Linked DNA regions of Homo sapiens: region 2 is linked to region 1. The links are chromatin contacts, found by Hi-C or POLR2A ChIA-PET in ENCODE. All regions are on one chromosome and are shown on one strand. The core of a region is the stretch at or near the end of the contact, and the rest is flanking DNA. Distances in the headings are between cores, read along the strand shown.

What was found. Hi-C counts contacts between places; a loop is a spot of excess contacts on that map. ChIA-PET counts read pairs that join two places held with the same protein, here RNA polymerase II (POLR2A). Pooled maps may share reads with other maps.
Region 2: a loop to region 1 is called in a pooled map, with 2.1 times the contacts of the local background. The contact joins two enhancer-like sites. A Hi-C loop is called at or near these places in 1 of 168 maps with a recorded cell type or tissue (endothelial cell of hepatic sinusoid) and 6 of 50 pooled maps. POLR2A ChIA-PET finds 5 or more read pairs at or near these places in 1 of 52 experiments (WTC11).

What each region holds. Positions count from the first base shown.
Region 1 is chr21:34,201,305-34,207,036 of GRCh38, reverse strand. No RefSeq gene overlaps it. Among named protein-coding and RNA genes, the nearest start is that of LINC00310, 23 kb to the right of the region's middle. RefSeq lists an enhancer at 2,382-3,380. Within about 2 kb of position 4,461, at least 24 of the 41 ENCODE cell types and tissues checked have a DNase peak (open chromatin) inside an H3K27ac peak, as active enhancers do.
Region 2 is chr21:34,043,160-34,049,304 of GRCh38, reverse strand. The region is part of intron 3 of LOC105372790 (a long non-coding RNA gene); the gene reads right to left. Among named protein-coding and RNA genes, the nearest start is that of MRPS6, 27 kb to the left of the region's middle. RefSeq lists an enhancer at 2,085-2,134. Within about 2 kb of position 2,329, at least 3 of the 41 ENCODE cell types and tissues checked have a DNase peak (open chromatin) inside an H3K27ac peak, as active enhancers do.

The DNA of each region.
Region 1 (5,732 bases), core at 3,212-5,711:
TGAGGAAGTTATACTATATATTAAAATATATTTAAAATCTTCAACAATTAAAACATAGTAGTGGCATATTACTTATTAGACGGACATATAGCACAGAATTGAAACCCTGGAAAACATCCAAATCATGCAATGATTTTGTTTAGGATTAAGATGGCACTCAACTACATGGGGAAAAGACAGATTATTCAATAAATGGTGTTGATAACCACCACTTTTGGATTTTGAATATGGGCTTCACATTTATAGTAGAATAAATTCTGACTGGGTCAAAGATTTAAATGTAAAAAGAAAAAACATAATACTAAAACAAAAATGGGAGCATGAGGAAGGCCTTGCTAACTACAACTCAAAATCTAGAAGCCACGAAATAAATGGTGAATAATTTCAACTGCATGAAAACCAAAAGCTTTTGCATGGCAAAAAGCAATTGAAAAAGAAAAAAAAAACACCCTAAGCAAAATCAGTAACAAATGACAAAATGAGGAAGATGTGTAACTCACATCACAAAGGATTAATTTCCCTAGTATATAATAAGCTTCTGCAAATTGATGAGTCAAAAGGCAAACAAACCAATAGAAAAGTGGGCATGGATATGGAGAGCTCACAATGAGAAACATACAAATTAAAACCATACTGGTTTTTTCAAATTTATCGAATGGCAAAAATCCAAAAGTTTAAAAGCCAAGTCTGTTGGTAAGCTTTGAAACATAGGCACTCTCTCTGATACATTGCTGCTGAGAGCATAAATTGGCATACCCCCTGTAAAGGCTAATTTGGCAACATCTGTCCACATTAGAGATGCATTTACCCTTTGACTCAGCAGTTTCACTTCTAGGAATTTACCTTATGCATAAACATAATTGTGTGCTGAACGAAGAATTGCAGTTGTCCACAGCAGCATTGTTTGAAAGCAAAATACTGCAGACAACTTAAATGTCCATTTCTAGGGGATTGTTTGGGCATATTTTAGACAGCAAGAAGCACTAGTAAAGAAAAATGAGGAAATGGTTTATGTACTATGATGAAAAGATCTCTAAGATGCACTGTCAACTGAAAACAGTGAGGTAAGGAACACTGTACTGTGTATTAGCAATCAAGTAGAAAAAGAGTTGGGAGTGGGGGAAGAACATATTCCATGTGCTTGTATGTGCAAAAATCCCACAAAACTCTAGAAGGATAAACAACAAATTAATAACAGTGGCTATGCCTTTAGGGTGGGGGATAAGAATTGGGCAGATGGGGGCCGGGCACAGTGGCTCATGCCTGAAATCCCAGCACTTTGGGAGGCTGAGGTGGGTGGATTACCTGAGGTCAGGAGTTCAAGACCAGCCTGGCCAGTATGGTGAAACCCCGTCTCTACCAAAAAGACAAAAATTAGGCGGGCATGGTGGCAGGTGCCTGTAATCCCAGCTACTTGGGAGGCTGAGGCAAGAGAATTGCTGGAACCTGGGAGGCAGAAGTTGCAGTGAGCCAGGATTATGCCACTGCACTCCAACCTGAGTGACAGACTGAGCCTCCGTCTCAAAAAAAAAAAAAGAAAGAAAGAAAAGAATTGAGCAGATGGGAAAGGACACTTTTCACTGTGTAATGTCTTATACTTGTTGATTTTTTTAACCATAAAATGCATTACTTATCCAAAAAGTTAAATAAATAAAACGTTCAGCTATGTGAAGGAAGCATAGGACAATATCCCTCTCTCTCCCTTTCCTTACCCCAGAGCAGCCTGGCTCCTGCAGAGCTGAGGAACTGAGCACGTGAGGTTGTCTTGGTTTCACAGAGCCTGGAGTGGGCATAGCTGAGTCCCTGAAGGTTACACGACTTGCTCAGGCCTGTCCAGTGAAGTCAAGGGCAGTTCCAGAGCTGGAAGCACAGGGCTGGGACGTGGCCTCTGGTCTCCTCCAGTGAGGAGGCAGGTGCCCAGGGGCAGGGTGCTTCTAGATGGCCCCCAAAGGAGCCCACCATTGCTACATTCTAGAGCAGCTGAAAGGGAGCCCAGGGCCGGCCAGCCAGCTCCGCAAAGGATTCTGGGTGATGAGGCATTGTGGGATTTTCTGAAATGACTTCATGTCATTTCTCTACCCCAGATCACCCTCCTCGCCTGGTGAGAGTTGAGAGGTCTCAAGCAGGATTCCAAAACCGAGAAGGGTCAGAGACTGGGAAAGGAAACTGGCCTCTCCAGCAGGAAGAAGCTGCCCCCAGGCCCTGGCCCCAGGATCTTGACTAGCCTATTAAAGACATGAGACTGAGGCCTGGACACTGGATTCCATTTTTTAATTTCCCTGGGGGAAACATTCCACACAGCAACCAGCAGGGTCATTTACTTCTTCAGGAGGCCTTTTATCACCCTGTGGCTGGAGGACCATCTGCAGCAGCCCCTGCTGTGCGCTGGCAACACTGAGCAGCATGTGCGCGGCTGCCAGGGGCTGCTGGCCACCTGGGCCTGGGTAGGAAAAGGACTTAATTAGCCACAAAGAGCTCCCTGAGTATGCAACTCAGAATCACTCAGTCTGTTCGCAAACAAGTAAAGCACCTACCATGATCCCAGCATAGTCCCGGTTGCCCCTGGGGTTCCCAAAACCCCAGCCTCCCTCATGCTTCTAGGCCCTCCACACAATGCAGCGAGTGACACGAATAGTCTTGCATTGGTCACTAACTGCCTTTTGCAGCTAAATTCTATTCACAGCAAGTCTGTGGCCTCCCCAAAGCTAAGGATCCCTGTTATATCTCCGGATATTCACAGAGCTCCCAGCGCAGCCGAGAACACACAGCCAGCCCTGCAATAAATGCTTGTTGGTTGCCTGCCAGGATCCAAGCTAAAAATGGAGTTGCCTTACGGCCAGGTAAGACCCAAGGCAGAGCTTCAGTCGTGCCCCCCCCCAGCTGTCAGGAACACTCACTGCAAAAGTCGGCCCTTCAGGTCACCTTCAAGGCCCTACAAACTCTATCCGGACCTGCCCCCCCATCAGCCTCTGACCCTGGCACTCATACCCCTCCAAGGACAGTGCCGGCCTTCCTGTTCCTCCAACAGGAAAGGCCACCGTCTCCCCTCAGACCCACTGCACTTGCTGGCTGCCCACTTCTAGAATGTTCTTCCCCTAGAAATCCATGGAGCTCACCCCCCCATCTCCCTGTCAGGTCTCTGCTCAAAGAGTATCTTCTCCATGAGGCCTCCTCATCACCCTATTCTAAAGCACTCTCACCCCGCATTTCCCCATCCCCCTTTCCTGCTTTCTTTTTCTCTATATCACTTACCACTGCCTAAACAGGAAAAAAAAAAAAAAGATTTTTCCTATTTATTTTATCACCGGTCTCCTCCAATCTAAGCTTTCTAAGAGCAGAGCTTTTTGTGTTTTGTTCAGCTGTGTATCCCTCCAGGCACAGAACAGGGCCTGGAGGGTTCAACAAGGCCCTCCAGGGCCTTGAGTAGGTGCTCAACAAATATTTACTGAATATATTAATATATGTATTGATTGATTAATTTAGCTGGGGCTCTTTCTTGAAGTTAATCGAATTAAAACAACATAGATTTTACATTGCTTGTGCACATGGATGAAAAACAGTTCCCTATACTTCTTTACTGTTTCATAGACGTAGTTTTATTTTATTTGGGTCTCACTAAAGACCTTACTCGATTAGATGGGGCAGAAATGGTTATGACCTTGATTTTACAGAGGCGAAAACTAAGACTCTGAAGGGTGAGATTTCCCCAGGACCTTCAACTGGTCACTAGCAGAACCGGGGCATCCAGGTTTCAGGTCCCATGTGCTGGGCTTTGTTTACTAAACCTCAGGGCTTTAGACTCAACCTCAGGGCTTCTCCGTGGATTCTTGCTGAAGCTTCCTACTTTGTTTCAAGAACCTGTATTTCCCCCTTTCTTTCTCTTCCCTCCTCCCAGATAGCTTGGGGCCCACAGTTCCCCACCCCTGCCCGATGCAGATGGCAGAAGAAACCATTGTAAGTCTCCTCGAGCTGAGCGCTGTGCACCAGGTCGCATTCTAAATTTTTGGACTGCGTTCACCAGGGTCTTTCACATTTGCAAGGAGCAGAAACAGGCCTGGATCCTCTGAAATAACAGGGAGGTATTGCCATAATTCACACAGAGTTAAGAAAGATAGGATTTCCTAACACAGACCAACCTCGCGGAAAAGCTGCGGCCCCAGCTCCGGGGACTGGAACGCAGGCTCGGGGCGCCTCCCCCTTCCCTGGCTGGCAAAGTCCTGTCCTCCATCTCGCCTCCATCCCCTCCTCCCCTGCGCTGGCAGAATGCGCAACGTGTCCCTTCTCGGTGGCCCTGGAATTTTCTGTGCGTCTCTGAATCATGGCACCGGTCTTGCTCCATTGGTTTTGACTGCTGGTCTTGGTCTCCTTCGTCCACCTTTGCGAACTCATCACCCTTTGCTCTCTAGGACCCACCGGCCACTTCTAAAAGGGCACCATAGTTCATAGGTGGATTGATCTAGAAAGGTGCCTCCTTCATTCTCCCCCACGATTTCTGGGTTGAAAGCCTGGTGGAGGCAGGGGGACAATTACAGGCAGGATTTATAACTTGGGTGGGCAAGCGTGGGGGTGGAGGACTGTGGCCTCTTTCTCTCTCTCTCTCTCTCACACACACACACACACACACACACACACACACACACACACACACGGAGGGAGGGAGAATGTCACCATTTGTCCCCCAGCTCCATTCCCCACTCCGCAATGATACAAGCATCGCCTGCTTTCTTTAATTTGCTTCAAGAGCTTTTGGTGCAGAGAGGTGGGAGAACAAGGGAGACCCCAACTTGTCGCACGGCGACTCGTGGCAAAACGCCTGGACCCCGGGGCGGTTTCGCTCAGCTCTTCCCCAGCTGGTGGCCACTCGGCGGCCGGGCTGCGGCATTCCGAGCGCGCGATCCCGCCAGGGCCGCCACCGAGGGCAGCGCCGAGAGCATGGAATTTTCCACCGCTCAGCCGAGTTTGCAGAATTGCGTCTCATTGGCCGAGCGGAGGTGTCTGTCCCCGCGTGGGTGCGGAGATGAGATTAGCCAGGAGCCCTCCTCAGTGGGCTTTGCAGGGCTCTGATTAATCAGGTCAGCGGGGCCAGGGAGGGGAGTAGAGGGCGGGTGGGAGCCTGTTTTCTAACCCAGCTCTGCTGCAGCCTTTGGACGTCCCCTCGCTGCACGGAAAGTGCGCCAGGGAGCTGGAAACAGTCGACAGCAAACCTTAGAATTTACCTCTTCATCGTAAAATCCCCCCAGAAACCACTGCAAAATAAGATTATCAAGCTAAACCCTGCCCCCTCCCTCACCTCCTCTTAATCTCCCTCATCCCCCAGTTAAGCCGGAACTAAAACCAGGACCTTACTCTCTCCTGTCCCTGACATTTAACCCCTTAAATTATCTTTCTGCAGTGACTTTCACAGATCCCAATCGCGACAGTGATTCAGGACCAAGTCAGTACTCCCCCACCCCCAGGGTCGAACAAGAAATGCAGAAGGTGGCAGGAAATTAGAACTAAGGGGAGTGGACCTTATTGTGCAGGCTGAAATGCCCACCTTCAAGTTAAAAGATGCAGCAAGACAAGACGCCTGGCTCAGCAGCGTGTTCAAATAGAGTGTTGGCTTAATGGAATTTATGTGTGAGCCAGTCGTGTTGATTTTTGATTTAAAATAGCCCCTTGTTTTATTTGCTCCTGGAGTGACTGCATTAGGAAGCTCCTTTCTGAAAGCTATGGTTAAATCTGCCACAAAG
Region 2 (6,145 bases), core at 1,080-3,579, 160 kb after region 1:
ATACCTGTATGTTCTTTTGGATATTTTACGTATACTATGATACCATCTATGAATAATGAGTTTTATATTTTCCTTCCCACTTCATATATCTTTCATTTCATTTTATTGCTTTTCTTCGTTTGTCTAGGAGATTCAACACAATGTTTAATAGGAATGAGAGTGGACATCTGTATCTTATTCTCATTTTCAAAGAGAAACCTGTCAACATTTCACCATATGTTTGCCATAGGTTCCCCCAGATAACCTTTATAAGATTAAGGAAGTTCTCTTCCATTAAGAATATTTTTTATGAACGACAAATTTTATCAAAAGCTTTTTCTGCATCTCTGGGATAGTCATAGTTTTCTTTGTTTTGTTAATATAGTGAAATGCATTGATTAATTTTCTAAAGGTATTCTTGGAACAAATTTAATTTGGTCATGATATCTTTTGCATAGCTAGATTTGGTTGGCTGGTGTTTGTTTGGGATTTTTGCTTCTATGTGCTAGAGTCTGATTGTCTTGAATTTTCCTCTCTTGTAATATCTTTGGCAAGGTTACGCTTTCTTCATATGTCAGGTTCTGGGGAATTTATTTTTTTCTTTTTTCTGGGGCTATTTGTATAAGACTGGTGTTATTTCTTCCCTAAATGTTTATTATACTTCGTTGCTGAAGACTTCAGGGCCTGGTTTTTTGTTTTTTGTTTTTTGGGGGTTTTTTTAATAATTAATTTAATTTCTTTACCAATTATTCAGATTCAGATAGTCTGTTTTTCTTAAATCTATTTTGATAAGTATTGAGTTTTTCAAGGAATGTCCCATTTCATTTTTTGCATAAAGTTTCAAGATCTCCTTATCTTTTTGATACCTATTGGATCTGTAGTGATGTCCATCTTTGAATTTCTGACTCTTTGTTCTACTTTAAAGATAATCAGGCCTGAATCTTTACTGTCACACAAAAACCCTTTCCTTGTTTCTCTCGTCAGTAAAGCCAGACTTCACTTTGCCGCCTTTTCAAGCCACACGCATCCATCAAGGCTCTGCACAAGGTTTCACAGTCTCCATGTATATTTGATGACTATCTCATCCCTCACTTATTTCTCTCTTCTCTGAACATCTATTATTTTTATCTCTGCATTCTAATTTTTTCTTGATTATATACTTTTAAATTTTATTGCTTTGTCCAATCAAACTATATGTTTTCTGAGGGTAAGGACAAATATGACACTTCCAAATTTCTCATAGCACATGAATGGTCATAGTTACACAGAAGAACTCAGTCAAGAATGCTGATAGAGCAATAATAGATTAATCCTACAGTACATATAAACTCAATATTGCAGAAATGTCACAAAAAGAAGCTCTGAAAGGTTTGTTGATAAAACACTAAGATAATATCCTAAGATAGGAAAAATCAGGGCACAACTGAAACTGTTCACCAGTCAACCCTTGAATAATAAAGAAGTATTACCCTTTTATACCAGCCTCCATTGTAGTCTCTGCTGTTATAAAAATTAAGGTGTGCCAGCCGGGTGCGGTGGCTCACACCTGTAATCCCAGCACTTTGGGAGGCCAAGGCAGGCAGATCACAAGGTCAGGAGATCCAGCCCATCCTGGCTAACATGGTAAAACCCCGTATCTACTAAAAATACAAAAAAAAAAAAATTAGGCGAGTGTGGTGGCGGGTACCTGTAGCCCCAGCCACTCAGGAGGCTAAGGCAGAAGAATGGCATGAGCCCGGGAGGCGGAGCTTGCAGTGAGCCGAGATCGCACCACTGCACTCCAGCCTGGGCAACAAAGCGAGACTCCATCAAAAAAAAAAAAAAAATTAAGGTGTGTGGTTGGGCATGGTGACTCACGCCTGTAATCCCAGCACTTTGGGAGGCCAAGGCGGGCGGATCACCTGAGGTCAGGAGTTCAAGACTAGCCTGCCCAACATGGTGAAATCCAGTCTCTACTAAAAATACAAAAATTAGCTGGGTGTGGTGGCGCATGCCTGTAATCCCAGCTACTTGGGAAGTTGAGGAAGGAGAATTGCTTGAGCCCGGGAGGTGGAGGTTGCAGTGAACCGAGATCATGCTACTGCACTCCAGCCTGGGCAACAGAGTGAGACTCCGTCTTTAAAAAAAAAAAAAATTGAGGTGTTAACTTAATATACGTACATATTAAAAGTGAAACTATGAAGTCACAGAGTATTTATAAAAACTGTAGAGAAGGAAACAAGCAAAATGAGATTAAAATAGAGAAGAAAACTACTTTTAGCAGGACCTAAGAAAAACCCCACCTTTTGTTACAAAGTCTGACGAATATTGTCCAGATATAGTGCAACATGCACTAACTTGAAGACAACTCCAGGAGCCCCTATACAATTCTACAGTGAACAAGTCTAGTGCAATGCGACAGGTAAACCCATTTGGAGAGCCATTGGAAATAGAAAGACATAAAGACATTGGGAATACTGCAGAAAACATGAGGAAACTCAAAAATTCCTAGTTTTCATCCTTATTTATTTTTCTGAAGATTTTACATTCAAAATGCAACTTGCTATGCACATAGAGAATATCTCTCAGAAAAAAAATTCTAAAGTACATCAAAGCAACTTCAATTGGGGCACTGAAGAGCAAAATGAACACTTCTGAAATTCAATGTACAAATAACTTTTAATGTACAAATAACTTTTAAAAATTCTCCAAAAATGCAAACCAAAGAAATAGATATTTTAAGACTAAGATATGAGACATGAGACGCGATCTAAGAGTCAGCCACTTAAGTGAGTTTCAGTAGCAATGTCACTTAGAAGAGAAGCCATAATGCAAAAAATAATAAAAGAAAATTTCCTTTCACTAAAGAAAGGAAATAGCCGGGCACAGCGTTTACATCAAAAGGACCCACCAAACACTCGGCAGGAATACTAAAGAAGAGAGCCAACAAAACATGTCATGGTGAAATTCCTGAATCTTGAAGATGAAGAGAAAGTTCCATACACTTCCAAACAAAAACAAAGGACTACGTATTGAGAACATTGACCAAATTCTGAGGTAATTCTAGAAATCTCTTCCCATCCAAACTGTGATTCATGTGTGATTGTAAAAGGGAGACAGGTTTGGACATATAAAAATGAAGATTACATGTTTCTTCTGAAGAAGTTACTTAAACTTCTAAAAAGTTCTGAAGTTACTGAAGTTAAAGTTCTGAAGTTAAACTTCTTCTGAAGAAGATTACGTATAAAGATGAAGACCCCTTGTTTCTTCTGAAGTTACTTAAAGGGTAATCCAATAGAAATGCATCAGAGTAAGAATAACCAGAAAGGGAAGGTTTTGTGTATTCTAAATATAATTATTAGTTTGGTGCAAAAGTAATGGCAAAAACCATTATTTTAATGGCAAAAAACTGCACTTACTTTTGCACCAACCTGATAGCTCACATTTATTGAGCATTTACTATTGGTCAAGCATGTGATAATCAAAGAAAAAGACTTGGAATGCAGGAAAATAGAACATTCATTATTTTTTACCCTTTCTAAGAATAACCAAATTAAGAAAGAAGAAGCAGAATAAAGACATCAAGGAAAAAAGTCCAGTGTGTAATTGTAATAATAATAGCCAACATTTATTGTGGATTTACTCTGATTCAAGTACTATTCTGAACAAATCTAGATATAGTGTCTCATTTAATCACTCCAACATCACCATGGAGTAAGTATTATTATTATTATCCCTATTACACAGATTAGAAAACTGAGCTATAATAATAATTTGGCCAGATGCAGTGGCTCACGCCTGTAATCCCAGCACTTTGGGAGGCTGAGGTGTGCGGATCACCCGAGGTGAGGAGTTTGAGACCAGCCTGGCCAATACGGCAAAACCCCATCTCTATTAAAAATACAAAAATTAGCCGGGTGATGGCGTGTGCCTGTAATCCCAGCTACTTGGGAGTCTGAGGCAGGAGAATCGCTTGAACGTGGGAGGCAGAGGTTGCAGTGAGCTGAGATCATACCACTGCACTCCAGCCTGGGCCACAGAGCAAGATTCTGTCTCAAAACAAACAAAAAAAATAGGAAGGCCAGTGTGGCTGGAGTGAAGATAATGCAAAGAAAACAGTGAGAAGTAAAATGGGAGTGGTGCCCAGGAGCCAGATCGCCTAAGGTCTGCAGACCCCATGTGATGAGAAACTATAGCAAGGATCACTCGGTCTTCAGTTTGGAGACAAGATGATAGGGAGGCAAGAAGGAAAGAATCAAGACTGGTCAGAGCCTACTGTGGTATTCCACAGAGGTTGCAGTGAGCCGAAATCGTGCCATTACACTCCAGCCTGGACAACAAAAGTGGAACTCCATCTCAAAAAAAAAAAAAAAAAATAGCCTACTGTGGTATTCCAGAAGTGTGGTGGTGCTCTGGGCCAGGACAGTATTAGTGAGGAACTGGAGATGTGCTTGAAGGTAGAACCAACAGGATTGAATTTGGAGAGCGTGAGAGAAAGAGAGGATTCAAGTTTGATTTTAAAGTTTTCAACCTGAGTAACTGGGTGAATAGGTGCCATTCACAAAGATGGAGAACACTGGAGGAAGAGCAAGTCTGGGGACAGAATCAAGAGTTTGATTTTGGACATGTTACGTTTGAGATGCCTATTGGACATCCAAGTGAACATGTCAAATTGACAGGTGGAGTTTAGGAGAGAGGTTAAGACCGGAGATACAAATTTGAGAATTATCTGCAAAGGGTGCTGTTCAAGGCCATGGGACCAGATGAGATCACCCAAGGTGTCAGGTAAGTGAAAAGAGAAGCACTCTGAGGACTCAGTGTTGGACACCCCGATATTTAGGGGTGACGAACAGGAGGACAACTAAGCAAAAGAGAATGAGAGGGAACCTCCAAGAGGCAAAAGAACACTGAGATTATGTGGTATCACAGAAGCTACAGAAGGGGCTTTAAGAAACCAATACAAAAAATTCATTGACAGAGTAGTTGTACCATTTAATTTAAAATTGTTTAAAGGAGGCTTAAAATAGAAGACATAATGTTTTTAAAAATCCCTAAACAGTCTGAGAGGTAGTTTGAGGTAGTAGTTAAGACCTTGGGAAAAATAAGATAATGCTTATAAAATAAACATGATACATGGTACTTAACATTCAACAAGTAATAATTACAGATTCTTTTCATCATCATCATCAACAAGAAAATCTAGATTGTAGAGAGGTGACTAGGAGAATGAAAGCATGTTAAGTTTCTTGCGTTGCAGAGATGATAGAAGGGAAGGAGGGTTACATATGCTGTTTCAACCTTGATGTCGATAGAGAAATAAAAAATAGATTTGTTAAAAATTTAAGAATGCCTGATAGAATATAATATTTTCTTTTATTTAAAAAATACTTCATATTAAAAATTAAGATATAGTCATATACTATAAAATTCACCTTTTAAAGTTTACAATTTAATACATTTTAATATATTCACAAAGTTGTGCAAACATTATCATTATCTCATTTTAATCGCCGCAGAAAGCACCTCCACACCCATTAGCAGTCATCTCCCATTTTCCTGTCTCCCCACGCCCAGGTCCTGGCAGCCACAAATCTTTCTGTATCTATGGATTTGCCTCTTCTAGACATTTTATATACAATAGTTCCCGTTATCCGCACTTTCCATTTTCTGTAGTTTCAGTTACCCATGGTCAATCATGATCAGAAAATATTAAGTAGAAAATTCCAGAAGTAAAGAATTCATATGCTTTACATTGCACGCCATTCTGAGTAGCATGATGAAATTTTGTGCTGTCCCACCTGGGATGTGAATCATCCTTGGTCCAGCATATCCATACTGCATACACTACCTGCTTGTTAGTCACTTAGTAGCCATCTTGGTTATCAGATTGAAAAACATCGTATACATAGGGTTGGGTACTATCTGTAGTTCCAGGCATCCAGTGGGGATCTTGGAATGCAGAAAAGGGGGGGCTACTGTAAATGGAATCATACAGTATGTGGCTGTTGATGTCTGGCTTCTTTAATTTAGCACAGTGTTTTTAAGGTGCATTCCTGTTGTATCATGAATCAGTATTTCATTCCTTTTTATGGCTGAAAAGTATTCCATTAGATAGGTACACCACCTTTTGTTTATCTGTTCACTAGTTGATGGACATTTGGATTGTTTTTATTTTCTAGCTATTATG